2 separate regions of the Mus musculus genome follow, and region 2 is linked to region 1. Evidence: chromatin loops called from intact Hi-C (ENCODE). Cell type or tissue: heart. All regions are shown on one strand.

Region 1 (8,000 bases):
TGAAGCCACATATTGATATAGTGACCTTTCTCATGTCTTTTTGTGGCTTTATAGCTCATTAGGCATGTGTGTGTGTGTGTGTGTGTGTGTGTGTGTGTACATGTGTCTGTGTATCCCTGTGTGTCTGTGTGTGCATGCATTTGCACATGTACACAGGAGTGCACACAGGCACCTGTGTATGCAGCTGCACATGCACGTTTGCATCCATGCATGGGAAGCTTAAAGGTCAACCATGGGTACCATATCCTTCCTCAGATACTGTCTGTAGGAAAACTCTGCTAATTAATTTCTAAGGCTCTGAGCTTGGTGCAGGTTTTCTCCAGTTCTGATCTTGTCCCCCACATTGGCCTCTATCTGAGGGAAGTCAAGGAGCATGAAACCCTGGAGTTCTCCATGCTAACCCGAAATAGAAAGGCCCTGAGTGTTCAGCTATTTCCCATTGGGGAAAAGCACGAACTGAGGATCTCCATTACGCACTGTATCTGCTTACCCTGAGCAGCACGCGGGCAGCACTCCTGGGACTCTAACAGTGAGCCAGACACGCAGCCTGGCAACTGTCCACTCTGTTTCTTGAGATAGTATCTCTTAATGTCCGGAACTCACTGACTAGGCTAAGATGACAGGCCAGGAAACCTCCAGAACCCAGCTGCCTCTGCCACCCTAGTGCTGAGATTGCCATCTTGTACCACCACCCCAAGTTTCTTTTGCTGTGAGTTCTGGGGCTGAGACTCTGGTCTTTGTGCTTTCAAGGCAGCACTTTACCGATGGAACCCTTCCCCAACGTTTTCTCTATCTCTTGAAGAACATCTTGTGACCTGCTTTGGTAATAATCAATACTCTGATATAAATATTCATGGGCAGTTGTGTTGCGAACATAACTTTTCAGCTACGTGCCCAGAAGCACGGCTAATGTTTCTTGAACATCATTCCTATGAGAGAACCACAGTTCGATTTGTAAGGAAGTTCTACACTGCTGTCCAGTGGCTGGGCTCATGAGTGTCTTACCATTCTTCTTGGCAGTCGGTGTTACCAGTGCTTTGAATTTTAGCTTTCTGATAGATGCGGATGGTGGTCTCATTTTTAAATTTGCAGTCTCCTACTTTTACAGGATTCTGAATTTCTTTTCAAATTGCTCTCCATCTGTATCTTTCAGAACTTTTGCCCGGCTTTTAGTTATTTTCAGACAGGGTTTCTCTCTCTCTCTATGTAATCCTTAGCTGTCCAGGATCTTACTTGTAGACCAGGTTGGCCTTGAACTCCTGCCTCTGCCTCCTGAGTGCTGAGATTAAAGGCTTGTAAAATGGCTGCTGTTAGGTTTGTTTCTTCTTCATCTTCTCCTTCATGATACAGAGGGGTCGAACTCACAGCTGTGTGACTTTGCTTCTTTGTCAAGATCTATTCGGTGCATTTGTTGATTCTATTTCTCTGCTTCATTGCCTGTCATCTCTACTCTCCCTTGATTACTATGCTATACCATCAAAGGAGTTTTGTACTGAGTTACTGCTGTTATGAACAGAATTTTCGTGTCTCTAATTCTAGTTCCTACAAGGAAGCCCACTCTGTAGTGTGATTCATGAACTCTGCCCTTCTTCCCTTCCTCTTCCCCTCTTCTTTCCTCATCGCCCCTTGTTTTTCTCTCCTGTCTTTTAGTTGCAATGAGAAGTTGGCTATCTGCACATTAGGAGGTGGGTCCTTGTTAGATCCAAAGTCTTTAGGTAACTCAAGATATAACAGGTATTCCCTGTTCCGTTGCTCCAACCACCTAGCCTTTGGTAATTTGTTCTTGTAGCCACAGTAAAACACCCTCAAGCTACATATTTTATCTTCTTCAGCATCCTTTATGATTAGTTTATTTACTGTTTGTGTGTGTGCCCATGTATATGTGTACAGTTCTCCTGCCACACAGCACAAACATGTGAAGTCAGAGGACAACATCTCCAGTTGGCTCTCTCTTTCCAGGTTGACAGTATTTTTTGTTTTTTTTGTTTGTTTTTCAGCAAATGCTTTCACTCCACTAAACCATCTTGCCCGCCTTGGTGTTTTGTTTTTCTCACAAACTGTGGAACCAGCTTGTTGGTATCTATGACTTGATAGGATTTTGACTGAGATTGGATGAGATCTATAGATGGTGGGCAGAACTGACATCTCCATAAAATCTTTCTTCCTATGTATAAAGGTGGGCGTCCCCCACTTTACTCAGATCTTTCATTTTCTTTAGAACTCCCTGTCAACACAAAGAAACCGCAGCTCTCATCTTAAAGGTGATAAGAGATAGTTGATTTTGGAACCATTTTGAGTGACCATGGCCTGGGAACACAGATTTAGGTTACTTCAAATTCTATGTTCCAACAAGTAGCCTCAAGTAGCTCTCATAGTTTTTGTTTTTGTTTTTGTTTGTTTTTCTGAGACAGGGTTTCTTTGTGTAGCCCTGGCTGTCCTGGAACTCACTCTGTAGACCAGGCTGGCCTCGAACTCAGAAATCTGCCTGCTTCTGCCTCCCAAGTGCTGGGATTAAAGGCGTGCACCATTTTACAGGACAGAGGAAGTCATCAGTCAAGGCAAGCTTACAATACATAGGCGCTTACTTCAGAGAGGCAGGACAAGGCAGTGGGGGTGAGGTTCAGGGAACCTTTCTGTAAGACGCAAGGTGTTTTCTGGTGGCATTCTAAGCATTTGGATTGGTAGAAGCTAGTTGCCTGCTAATTCAATAGATTCTAAAGACCTGTTGTTTATTGTCACAAGATGTTAGTTTAGACACAGGGAAACAAGGAATGGCTGTTCTGGAGGGCCAGGATTTAGCCCAAGATATGGTGATCTTCCTCTGGACTTTCGACATTCCAACCTATTTATTTCCACAGCATGAAATTCTAATTAGGAGTTTTCCTTCACACAGATATTCATTCAACTAGGCTTGTAGCTAAGTATTTTATCTTGATATATTTTTAATATTCAATTCCAATTGCTCATTTCGTGCAGATAGGAAAGTAATTGACTCGTGTGTATATTAACCGTGTATCGTAGCAACCTTGCTGTAGCTGCTTATTCTGCTTACTGGTGTTTATTTTCTCTTTGTTTACATAGATAATCTTGCCAGCTGTGAATAGAACTGTATTTCTTCCTTTTCCATCCCGTAACTCGTTTTACAAGTTGTTCATCAGTTAAGCCATATTCTCCCTGGAGCATCACATTTTCATTCCTCTTGTCATGTAATGCTTATTGTTTTACCAGAGATAAAATTTCAAATGACTGTGATGATGAATAATTTAGATAGACAATTGCTTGCATGCCAATGATGTCATATACTGTTACTAGGAAATGGCCTCAGCCATGGACTGGTGTAGATATTGTCAGTTTCACATATTCATGTACACCCCAAACATCTGGATTCCCCTATCAGCACCATCAACTCTCAGAAAGCACATAGTCCGTGTTTTTAAGATTAGAATGTGGGTTTTATTTATTTCAGGGTGTGTGTGTGTGTGTGTGTGTGTGTTCAACACCGAGAGTAACAGTCAGCAGCCAATGAGCATTCGTTCTGGGAACAAAGGGTAGTAAAAGGCGGCGGGGGCTGCCAGGGAACCGAGGCTGGAGCCGGGAGTTGGGAGGATTTCGTAGAGGGAGGGTGGGCTGGTGGTCGCTCGGGCTGTGCCGCGTTGTCATGGGGACGGCGCGTGCGCCTGCGCCTGCGCGGCGGAAGGCGGGGGCGGTGATGACGCGCAGGGCGGGCCCCGAGGTTCGGTTGTGTGGAGCTGGAGCGGGCAGCAGGAGCGGCGCGGTCCTCGGGGCAGGTGAGTGGCCGCGGGGGTCCCGGGCCCCGGCAGGTCTCGGAGCTGGTCCGGCGCTCTGCTTCGGGCCCCGGGTGGGTCTGGCCGGGTCCTCGCCCGCACTCGGTGGCGTCCTCAGCGGCTTCCGGACGGCTGGCAGGGCGCGACGGACCGGAGGTGACAACGGTTAGCTGCGGAGCCGCTGCTCTGGAAGGGGGCAGGGAGGGCCAGGGCTTGCAGCGGGGTGTGTGCACCAGGAACGGTCTCCGGAGGTCTGGTGACTCAGATCTCCTTGGAGGATTTCCTTCTAATACGGGGCGGAGGGAGGCGTACAGACGTGGAAAGTTTCCAGTTTCAGAAGTGCAGTTATGGAGCCGTGGAGTGTGTGGGATCGTTTGTTGTATTCGTCCTATCTTCGACACATAGCTTTTTTTTTTCTTGTTTTGTTTTGTTTTCCATTAGGTAAATTACTTAGAAAGTGTAGAGTTTTAAATTCTTAACACGCACGCTTTACACCGAGAACAAATGTTTAAGAACGAAAGTTATATTGAAAATAGCTGCTGCCCTGGTCAATTGTCTTACTTTTGAAATGTCAAGGTGATATAGTTCAGCAGATTTGTACTCTCATTTTCCCGATGTGAGGATAGGACAAAGCAGAAAATATGCCTTTTCATCCTGTTAACAACTTAGGTCCTTAAACTGGTAGGTCTTAAGTGGTACGTAAGTATTACTGATCAGATGACTTGCACCAGGAAATAAGGAAATGGAATGACGAGAAGGCTCAGTAAACAATTACTCCATTATAGCCAGAGTCACTTAACTTTGGAAGCAGATTTTAGCTGTGCTGGATCTATTAAAGAGGATTTAAAAATCATGAACAAGAAAGGGCTGATTAAGATTTTGATGCACTTTTGAATTAAGCAGCCCTTTAAAATGAGCACGGCTCACCGACTTCCCCCCATTTTTGCCACTTTCTCTTAGGTAGTAAACATCCAGAGACTGTAAAAGACACCCACACACTTTAAAATACTTATACATTTAATAATCGTTCTCCTTGTACTTATTAATTGCCAAATGTTGCAACACTTACTGAAAATTTTAGCTTTTAAGGATGTAATTAGTAAACATATGGCTCAAAATTTTAAGCATTTAAAATGTAGAGCATACAGTATAAAACCTCCCCTGTGCTTGGCATAGGCTTTGGTTGTGCCCACCAGCCAGCCATATTTCCTCTGGCAGGCCAGTTCTTTTACGGTCTTAGGTACTGGTTCAGATAGTGCCTCTATGGTCAGACATGTAAATATGTTTCCCTCAGTTTAACACTGAGGAAGGCATGATTTTCTGCTGTATGTGTCTGTTTTTCCAGTTAGTAATAACATTTTGGATTATAACTTTCAGTTATGGTTAAGTTTGGCTGTGTTTTGGTCAGTGTCACTGTGACCAAGCTAGTAGGTATGATTGTCACCCTTTGCAAGTACATGTCAACTAAAGACATGAAGCGGTCTTACTGTGTCTGGAGTTATAATTGGAGCAGATGTCTAAATTGTAGGAGTTACTCCTCTTATACTTAACTTTCTTAAAATTGTAAAAGGCTTTGAACAACTATATTTAAAAAATGATAGTTTCTTTCCGCTAGCTTTTTAAAAAATGGTGTGTGTGTGTGTGTGTGTATGTGTGTGTGTACATACGTGGGAGTGGGATGGGGAGTGCAGGGAGTGGAGAGGCCAGAGTCAGCGTGCCTGTGGGGTTGAATTAGTGGTTTTGTCAGTTGCCCCAAGAATGGGTGCTGGGAACTGAACAGCATGTGTTCCTTGGAGCTCCTGCATACAGACCTGCCAGGAACCTAGGCCCCTGGGGCCCAGACTCACAACAACTCTACAGTTTTAACTTTGTCACCTTCTTAGTGTGCCCTACTAGTGTACATGGTCTGAACCTTCCTGGGCCCCACTCCTGACGGAGAATAAGCAGAACCTCCTTCCACGTTTCCGAGCTGAAGGCTCTCCCCCTGCAAGACTCCTGTCACATCACAACAGATCACAACAGCTCCAGCTCCTCTTACAGCTGTAATGAAGGGTAACCGCTTCCCCTCTATAGACCCTATACTAACCTGTGACACATATGGGCGCAGGTCTCAGTGGCTGATCATCAGAAGCCCCTGGGATGTTTGGTTTATTTATTTTTTTACAGTCCAGTCGTTGCCCCCACTCCTGGGAACTTTTTTTTTTTTATGCCTGAGGTAGTTTTTATCTGAAGATTAGCTAAAGTCAAATACTTCTCTTGGGACCTGACCTAAGTGAGTTCTCTTTCACTGTGTGTGTGTGTGTGTGTGTGTGTGTGGTGTGTTCATTCCATGTGGTCACAGAATTTCTGTTAGGATTGATTCAGGTATGTTCTTTGACACATTATATGAACTACAAGGATTGTCTTTTGTCCCTCTGGACAACCAAGGTCCTTATTATTTTATTTGAATTCAACACAACACTTTTTCTTATTTATGCTTTTAAATTATTTGTATTTAGTTGTCTGAAGTGAAAAGTTCCACAGTGGAACATTACCGGAAATTTTAAGAGTGATTTCAACGAAGGAAAACTAAGCCATTCCAAAGTATTTGGGTTTGATTATACATAGTTGAAATGGGCCACATATTTGACTTGCGCTAATTTCCCCAATTAGAATATGTGGTCCTATCTTTTAACCATTGTGAAGATTTCAACTATTATCTTTGTTCCAGCACATCATTGCTTTTGATTTTTCTTGTATTTGGGTCATTAAAACACAATACTAATTCCAGATCACAACGATCAATGAGTTATGTCAATACTTTTCGTTAATTTTTTTTATTTCTGTGGTCAAATACAGTATCTTTAATAACTTGAGTGGCTTAGGATTATGGTGAGGGAGTACCCATTATTGTTCTTATTTAAAGAGAATTTTCACTTAGGCTTATAAACATTAAATAGAATAATTGGTGCAGTTGATTTTTAAAAGTGCCTACATTACTAGTTCCTTCTGGTCATCTCTCTTATTTATCTACAGTTGGCCTCTACAAATGATGCACAGGAAATTTGGAATACAAATAAAAGTTGTTAAAAAAAACCCGTACCATCTTAGTGAGAGAGGATGGCTGGGACTTTTCTGGAAGTGCTGCAGGACAGAGCTCTTCCTGCTGACTACGGGATTTGTTTCTCCAACTAAAAGAACTAAGTTGTTTACTCACTGGTTCTCAGGCTTGAAGAATTTTGCTTAGAAGGATTCCATCCAAAACCTCCCAGTGTATATGATCGGGTTCTTCATGTTAGACCTAGAATTCACCAGCTGGTCTCACCTGCACCACCTTTCTCCTTAGCTTTCTTCTCTGCAGCTGTGGCTGAAAGAGCAGAATTTTGGCTTTCTTATTAGACTCAGCAGCAGCAGTAGCCGCAAAAACCAAATCCTAGTTCTTCCAAAATATCACTTCCCTTATTTCAATTTTTGTGTGGGCCTAAGTGACATATATTGCTCTGAGGGTGTTGGGGGACAGATAGAAAGTTCTTACTAATCTAGAAGTTACTTCATCAGACGCTTGGTTTTTCCAAACCATGTCTACAGGGATAATAGGATTGCTCCGAACAACAGCAGAGCAGTTGGTAGTGATAGAGCATCACTCTCAGGTTTCCCACCTGAAGTAACCGTCCTTTCTAGAAGGCACCAAATATTATCTGGAGATAATATTTTTTGTAGTCTTTCTTTGTTGTTGTTGTTGTCTTCATGTTTTGTGAGGAGACTCTGGTATTGCCCAAATTATTAGGAGAAAAAGAATCTTCTTAACAGAAAGTCTTTGGGGAGTTATCTTCTAAGGCCTTACTGTTCCCATGGGTTCAGGGTTCTTCATATGCCATGGCAGAGTGTTATGGTTTCGACCAGTCTGGGGTAGGCCACACATGCCTGAAGGGCTGATTGCTGAAAGGATGGGTTCTTTCCAAGGGATAAGATGAGCACAGAGCAGGAGGTTGCAGGCAGACCCCACAGATGGCAAGGACTTCTGGGGCTGCTTTGATTTCAGGAGCACTGGGTGATGCATCATGCCATCACTCCTGAATAGAAGACCTGGCAGCAGAATTCTGTGCTTTAATAGGAGTTCTAAAGGATTAACATGAGAACTCTTCCCTGGTATTATCTTGTAATTGGCATTGGTTATTATAAAGAGTCAAGAGTAGTCATAGTTCTGCAAAAAAGAGCTAAATACTTCTGACACTT
Region 2 (8,000 bases), 140 kb before region 1:
TGCCCAGTGGCTGTCCTTGGTAATGGCTGGAAACACCCAAGGAACTCCTTCCTGGGGAACTAACAGCAGGAGATGTTTTCTGAGTCCCTGTCTGTGTGCGCTGATTGCAGAAGTGTGACAATAAGGGAGATCCTACTAAGAGTCCTGTGTCTGAGAGTAACTCTGACCTCTGGTACACTCAGGGGAGAGGGAAATGGTCTGTACAACAGACATTCCCCTTCAAGGAGAGGAACGTGCAACCGTGATGTTCCCATGGAATTTTCCATCTGCACTTCCTTGTCTTTGTTCTCCTTGGTGATCCGTTATTTAAAACGTTCTGCTGATGAACTGAGCTCTGCTCTCCGCAGCCAGATCCAGTGGAAAGTTTTCAACCTGCTGAATGGTTTCTATTTGTTTGCTCAAAAGCAACCATAAGGTCACGGTCATGTAGTCTGAAATAAGTTTGTATCTTTATACAGACCTCGGTGCTAACATAATATCTACTCACTTTTCATTAATTTCACATGGCTACCGATGCCCCTAAAATGTGAAAGAGCAGTTCAGAAAATATAACTAGTAAATTGAGTGTCCATTAAAATATATTTAATAATCTTTTAGATTAAGAAGCGTCAGAAGAGCAAATGATAATAGAGACTTAACAACAGGGCAGCAGACATCTTGCATAATCCAGCATGAGGAGCTGTTGATTTTGGCCCAGCTCTAAATTGGCTGCACCTCTAAAGATGTCTCACTTTCATGATATATTGTTCTTGTTCTCTGACTATACTCCATTGTGCAATCTCCCACGCAAGCAGAGGCAGCAGAAATGGCCTGTAGTTACGGATTTCCAAATAACCTTTATAAGCACATAAGAAACTCCGCAAACATGCATGTGTTTCAGTGTTCTTGGAATTATTTTGAGAAAGATGTGGTGGAAGTCTACATTTTGATATCCCAAAATAATAAACTCAACAGATTCATTTTTACTTACATACATGGATTTTAATTATACTTGACAAAACCCAGCCCTAAAGCTCCTGATAGCAAGAAGCATTGTCTGTGCAGTCCATGAAGTAAGTCACTCTTAGCACAGCTGTATTCCCTCCCAGGCATCTGGGGCTCTTCCTGTTCTTATTTTTGTTTAATCTGGTTTTGGTGTAAGGAAGACGGCAGCATACTGACGCAACTCCAGGTTGTTGTGCCTATTCCTTGGTGATATTGGCTATGAGATAAGTTTGGCTTGCACCCAGTTGCAAAGGGCTGCCAGACAAGTCACAAGTTATTTTTCACTTCTCCTAAAATGGTAGTTTTTAATAAGGAGAACCCATCTTAATCTATCTGAAAATAATGAGATATGTACATTTCTAGAAGTTTATTTATGCTTTTTTATTTCATATATGCAAGTAAGTCTCAATTTCACTTTTATAAGTGATTATGGAAAGCTAAGATTTCATTGGATAATGGCATTTAAATATATGGAAAAGCATGGTTATTCATTCTTTATTCTGCAAATAATAGTTGATTCCTGCCTTTGCTCTGTTCATGTCCAAACACGTGGAAGTTCTCCAACTTAGAAGCCTTCACTTCCACTCATTTTTCTGCCTATTTAAAGCATTTTGGGTGCCCTGTTTTCTGTTGTTTTCAGAACTGGTAATTAAACTCAAGCCAGGTACGTGCTGGCTGGGTATTTGCTCTGTGACCGGTCTGTATCACAAGCCCTTCATATGCTTCTAAATATGGCTTCCCTAGGCTTTTAGATTCCTGGGAATTTTGCTTGGGACAGTAAGTTCTCCATTCTAAAAGGAGTAGGGGGAGGAGCCTGGTGTAGTCAGAGCTGTGCCAACAACATGGACAAGGCAGAGCGTAGTTGGTTGTTATAAGCTCTCACTGAGGGTTACAAAGCTGTATTACAAACATGCCCTCTGTCAAGAATGTTTCACATATAAAATTAGACTCACATTGGAGCCTGTTCAGCTGCCAAATGCTTGATAATTGGATGAATCTCTAGACATTATCATTGATTATATTCTGAATGGCTCAATTATGCAAATCAGTTCATGCTAAAAGCACAAAGGACATTGGATTTTTAAATGAGATATATCTACAAATAATAGTAACTTAAAATCCTTTTTTCCATGCATTATTTCATATAGCCATTCTGAGGTCACTGAAAGGTGAGAGGAACAAACAAGATTTTCATGGGAGAAATGCTAACTGACTTCCAGAAATCAGCAATGATGAAGTCAGCAATCCCGCCATCATGGCTGTGGTTTGTCTTCCATTGCTCTACCATTTGGGGTAATTGGAGATGGAACGAGGAGTTATCCGCTACACAAGTCTCACATCTGTCTCCTAAGGCCAAAGGCAAAGGTGTGTGCATGCTCACTGCATGTTTTATGTACCAGTTGCCTGTAAATACGAAGACCCAAGCCCCATGGAAAGCTTTATGCTTAGGTCCTTTGAGGAGTGGACAGCTGTAATTGAATGAATGGCCATAGCAAGGCCTGAGGGCTCAGGGGACTCTCCGTGCATAATCCAGGGGCCTCTGGAACCAGAGCTGGAAGGAGAAAGGAGACTGCTTGCTGTCCGGAGAAGACTTCAAGTCTTATCATTTTGAAGAAGAGGACATCCAGTTTTAATAAGTCACATCAGGAGGACTGGTGAGGCAGGAGCCAGACACTTAGCTTAGGTCGCTTCTTGGACCTTACAGTTCCCTTTGAAGTTCTTTACATACCAAAGTTCCGTGCTGTATGTTGGGAGCCCCCATCTTTTGTGTGCATAAATGCATGCATGTATGTGAATATAGTCCAGTCCAGGCTTAAGCTCGGTGTGTGGCTGAAGTTGCCAAACTTGATTTTGTAGATTATATTCTGTGTAAGCAGATATGGTAACTACTCACCCAGTTCAATGTACTGTTTCTCTCTCTCTAAAACTCACCTACCTAAAGCTGCACAAGGTCACTTGCAACTTCTGCAATTGGAGGGCTAAGATGGAGAATTTCTGAAGCTCACAGGACTTCATAGCTAGCCTGGACTACATAGCCATGAACAACAAAGAGACCCTGTCTCAAACAAGATGAGGCCAGCGTTGAGCTTGCCCACTGATCTCCACATTCAAGCATGCCAGCACACACATGCACATTTTTCAAAAGTTGTTTTACTGTATTTCACTTCTTCCAAAAACACGACATGTGACAATAGGCAAAAACCCTGCATCTCTACTGTCGATATGTGTAGGGGAGGGGCTATGTGAGGTAACAATTAGTGAAGCAATGGTCACAGTTTTCAACAGCACCTGGAAATGAATCCTTCGGGCCAAGGGTCCTGGTATTCTCAGCCCGTGTTCCTTACTGCTGAGGGCAAAGCATTGTGAGCATGTAGTTACTGATTTTCTCCACCAGGGGGCGAGCAGACACTAGGAAAGAATTTCATCAGTCTCATTGCCTTTGCTATAATGGGATCAAAAGTACTTGTTAGTTACCAGGATTAACCCAGACACAAATAATCATTTAGCAATGCCATTTGTGACCTGCACTGTCTGTCCCCCCTACAGATGTGATAGCCTAATGTGATTAACATTTCAGTAGTGTGATAATAGTTTATAAACACATTGGTGCTATCACTTCAGTAGGCCCTGTGCTTTTCGATGTAAACATCACTTGAGTGAATTACTTACAAAGTTTCTTCCTGTATGTAAATCATGTGGCTTGCCTCACTGTGTTTACTTTCCTTAGTACAGTATCCATTTGAATGCATCAACATAAAATGTAGTAGTCTTTCCTTTTTAAAATTCACATTGCTTCCATTCCTATTTGCTTGCCTATATTCTGTTTCTTGAATTTCACTTCTTGGTTTTCCTATACCTTTGCAGTCATCAATTCTTACCAAAGTCAATTACTTTGATCTGTATCTCTCGAAACTAATGAGGCAAATTTTTTATTAGATATTTTCTTTATTTACATTTCAAATGTTATCTCCTTTCCTGGTTTCCCTCCAAAAATCTCCTATCGGGGGCTGGTGAGATGGCTCAGTGGGTAAGAGCACCCGACTGCTCTTCCAAAGGTCCAAAGTTCAAATCCCAGCAACCACATGGTGGCTCACAACCATCCTCAACAAGATCTGATGCCCTCTTCTGGAGTGTCTACAGACTACAGTGTATTTACATATAATAATAAAATAAATCTTTAAAAAAAAAAAAATCTCCTATCTTCCCCCATCTCACCCTGATCACCAACCCACCTACTCCCACTTTCTGGCCCTGGCTTTCCCCCTACACTGGGGCAAAGAACCTTCACAGGCCCAAGGGCCTCTCCTCCCATTGATGGCTGACAGACAAGGCCATCCTCTGCTACATATGAGGCTAGAACCATGGGTCCCTCCATGTGCACTCTTTGGTTAGTGGTTTAGTCCTTGGGAACTCTGGGGGTACTAGTTGGTTCATATTGTTGTTTCTCCTATAGGGCTGCAAACCTCTTCAGCTCATTGGATACTTTCTCTAGCTCCTCCATTGGGGACCCTGTGCTCAGTCCAATGGTTGGCTGAAAGCATCCACATCTGTATTTGTCAGGCACTGGTGGAGCCTTTCAGCAGACAGCTATATCAGACTCCTGTCAGCATGCACTTCCTGGCGTCCACAATAGTGTCTGGGTTTGGTGGTTGTATATGGGATAGATTAGGTCGGACAGTCTCTGGATAGCCTTTCCTTCAGTCTCTGCTGTCGCAGTCCTTTCTTCCGCAGAGACAAGAACGACACGGACGCCAAGGCAGGTTCACGCAGCAGCTTCTTTACTTGTGGCCTTTTCTCCTACAGCTCTCTTCCCCAGCAGCTTCTTCTACTCCTTCTTGCAGCTTTACTTACAACAACCTCTCCACTTAGGCAAGGGCAGCAACAACAACAACAACCTTCTTATACTCACCCCGACTGACCTCATCTCGCTCCACCCCACCTCATCCAATCAGAAATCACACACGCTCCAGGCATGAGCTCAGGTCGGTCACCGATAGGCTGACACGTCCGGATCACGAGGAACAATCCAACCTGGCAGGCAGCTCACGCATGCGTTTTCACTGCGCATGCTCGGTCAAGGCAGTAAACATGTGGGGTTCTCGGGGCCTGGCAATGGGCCAGGGTGCCATCTAGGCCCATGCGGCCGTACCAGCTTCCCGCACTCTGCTCCACACTTTGTCTCTGTAACTAACTCCTCCCATGGGTATTTAGTTCCCCCTTCTCAGAAGGACCAAAATATCCACACTTTGGTCTTCCTTCTTCTTGAGCTTCATGTGATCTGTGAATTGTTTTGTGGGTATTCTCAGCTTCTGGACTAATATCCACTTCTCAGTGAATATATACCATGTGTGTTCTCTTGTGATTGAGTTACTCACTCAGGATGGTATTTTCTAGTTCCATGAATTTGCCTAAGAATTTCATGAAGTCATTGTTTTTAATAGCTGAGTTGTAATCCATTGTGTAAATGTATCACATTTTCTGTATCTAATCTTCTGTTGAGGGACATCTAGGTTCTTTCCGGCTGCTGGCTATTATAAGTAAAGCTGCTATGAGCATAGTGGACCATCTGTTTTTATTACATGTTGGAGCATCTTCTGGGTATACAGAAGTGGTATTGCTGGGTCCTCAGGTAGTCCAATTTTCTGAGGAACCACCAAACTGAGTAGTTGTACCAGCTTGTAATCCCACCAACAATGGAGGAGTGTTCCTCTTTCTCCACATCCTCACCAGCATCTACTGTCACCTGAGTTTTAAATCTTAGCCATTCTGCCTGGTGTGAGGTGGAATCTCAGGGTTGTTTTGATTTGCATTTCCCTGATGACATTTCTTTAGGTGCTTCTTGGCCATTCGGGATTCCTCAGTTGAGAATTCTTTGTTTAGCTCTTTAATCCATTTTTAAATAGGGTTATTTGGTTCTCTGGAGTCTAACTTCTTGAGTTCTTTGTATATATTGGATATTAGCCCTCTATCAGATGTAGGGTTGGTAAAGATCTTTTCCCAATATATTGGTTGCTGGTGCAAATTTATAATTACCATGTCCAATAACAGAGACTTGAGGGGCAGAATTCTAAAATGAGTGGGGATTAGCATAGGAGTTGAGTATCCTAAATTCCTCATACCACCAATGTACTAGGCTCCATCAGAGAAAGAGGCCTAACAGGAAATGCACATGTGTGCACATACTCATTTAGCATTATTAAACTAGCTTATAAAATCATAAGCTAAATAGTACTACTGGCGTTTTCTGTAACCTGGAAAGCTGCTGAACATAGTAGCTGCTCGTTCATGGAAATAGGAATTCTGAGAATAATGGAAACCAGTGGTTGAGCCATAGTTCAATGCTGAAGGTCCAGGTGCCTCCTGAAGAGTCAAAGAATGAGTCTGAACTCGGCTGTCTGTGGACAATGGTACTAGTGAAAACATGCCTACTCAGAAAGCAGTAGGCCACTTTTTATTCCAGTCTTCTAGTTTATTGTATACTGCCTCACCCTGACTGTAGGTCACTTCCTTGACCCACATACCAGTTGTCTCTACAAATTCCCTCACAGATGTACTCAGGAATAAGAACATACTTTACCAGTTCCCTAGACATCTCTTCCTGGTGAAGGAGATAACCAAGATGAATCATTCCCATCAACATTGAAGCTTCAACTCTCTCATCTGCAGAATGCAGCTATCAGACACTGTGATTTGGTATAGCCACTGTAGAAAAAAGTCCAGCTCCACAGCCACCATTACTCAGTATATAGCCAAAGGGAATAGCATCCCTGTCTTGAAATATATTCATCCCTGTGTTTAATGCGGCATGTTTACAATAGACAGAAGATAGTATCAACCTAAGTGTTCTACAAGAGGTTAACAGTTAGACTGATGCATACATATAACAGGGCTATTAGCCTTTAAAAAGAAGGGACCCTTGCCATTTGTGATAACATGGTCAAGCCTGGGAGATGCTGTGCTAAGGGAAATAACCCTAAGGCCAAAGACAAATACTACGTGGTGCAGTGTGGGAAGGAAAAACATGAGCTCACTGTAATGACAGAACGGTTACTACAGATCGGGGTGTAAATGTCATTACAGACTGGGATACTGACTCATCTCCACAGACTGAGTTCTAAGATGAATAAGCGCTGAAGAACAATATAATACTAAATGTATGTTTGAGAACTGCTGAGCAGATCTCAAGTGTTTTCACCACAAAGTATGTGTAACATGATACACTAATTTCTTTCACTGTGGTAATCACTACAGTCTTGTGTGTCTGTCAATATGTCACATTGTGTATCTCAAACACATACAATTTCAGTAAAGATAGAAGATCGAAACACAGTCCTTCAGTTCTCCTTCTATTTCACAAAAGTAGGTACTCAATGTGTGCCTGAAGATGCTCAGATGGATTTAAAGATAGAGAAATGACTCAAGTCATTGAGAAGTACTAAGTGAATTTAGGAAAATATAGCTTGTGTTCTTCTCTTCTTTGTTAGTTTTCTGATAAGAAAATTTGGCAGGTCTTACTGGAAACATTTTAAAGAGGAAGTGTATTTTAATGTTCAAGTGCCTGTTTAGTGCATACACAGTCCTAGGTCCAATCCCTAGTCTCTCTCTCTCTCTCTCTCTCTCTCTCTCTCTCTCTCTCTCTCTCTCTCTCTCACACACACACACACACACACACACACTAGTCTAGTTACATGTGTGAGATATCTGGTAAAGAATAACATTCACAAATATAGTCAGTGAAAATGTTCAGGACCGCTACAGTATTTTCCAAACCCTAATGCTTTCCAAACCATCCACACATGCCTATGAAAGAACATGATATCCTTAAAGCACAGTGTTCAGTGGTCTTAGAGTGTCTTATAGAATATAAGGAATTCATGCTAAATTCATGTGAGGAATTCATGATAAAACAAAGAAAATAAACTTACCTTAGGAATACAATTTATTTTAGTTTGGTGGGTTTGGGTGTTTACTGTTTTAAACCAAATTTTGATCTCAGTTATTACTCTTCACGAAAA

Evidence for each region. Peaks named below come from ENCODE experiments on the same cell type or tissue, not always from the same donor. Only the 100,000 strongest peaks of a DNase experiment are listed, where the experiment ranks them.
Region 2: it touches region 1 in a loop (2.7-fold over the local background); 3 of 42 quality-filtered maps call a loop at or near these places.

The regions. Positions count from the first base shown.
Region 1 is chr4:6,361,972-6,369,971 of GRCm38, forward strand. It overlaps Sdcbp (syndecan binding protein), which reads left to right and starts at 3,709. Exons shown (of 9, transcript NM_001098227.1): 1 at 3,709-3,788. In heart, no CTCF peak of the experiment used is centred here; DNase peaks (open chromatin) are centred at 3,700 and 3,970; H3K4me3 peaks cover 2,542 bases; H3K27ac peaks cover 1,468 bases.
Region 2 is chr4:6,222,103-6,230,102 of GRCm38, forward strand. No RefSeq gene overlaps it. Among named protein-coding and RNA genes, the nearest start is that of Ubxn2b, 35 kb to the left of the region's middle. In heart, a CTCF peak has its summit at 3,368 (motif pointing right); DNase peaks (open chromatin) are centred at 719, 1,169 and 3,359; H3K27ac peaks cover 449 bases.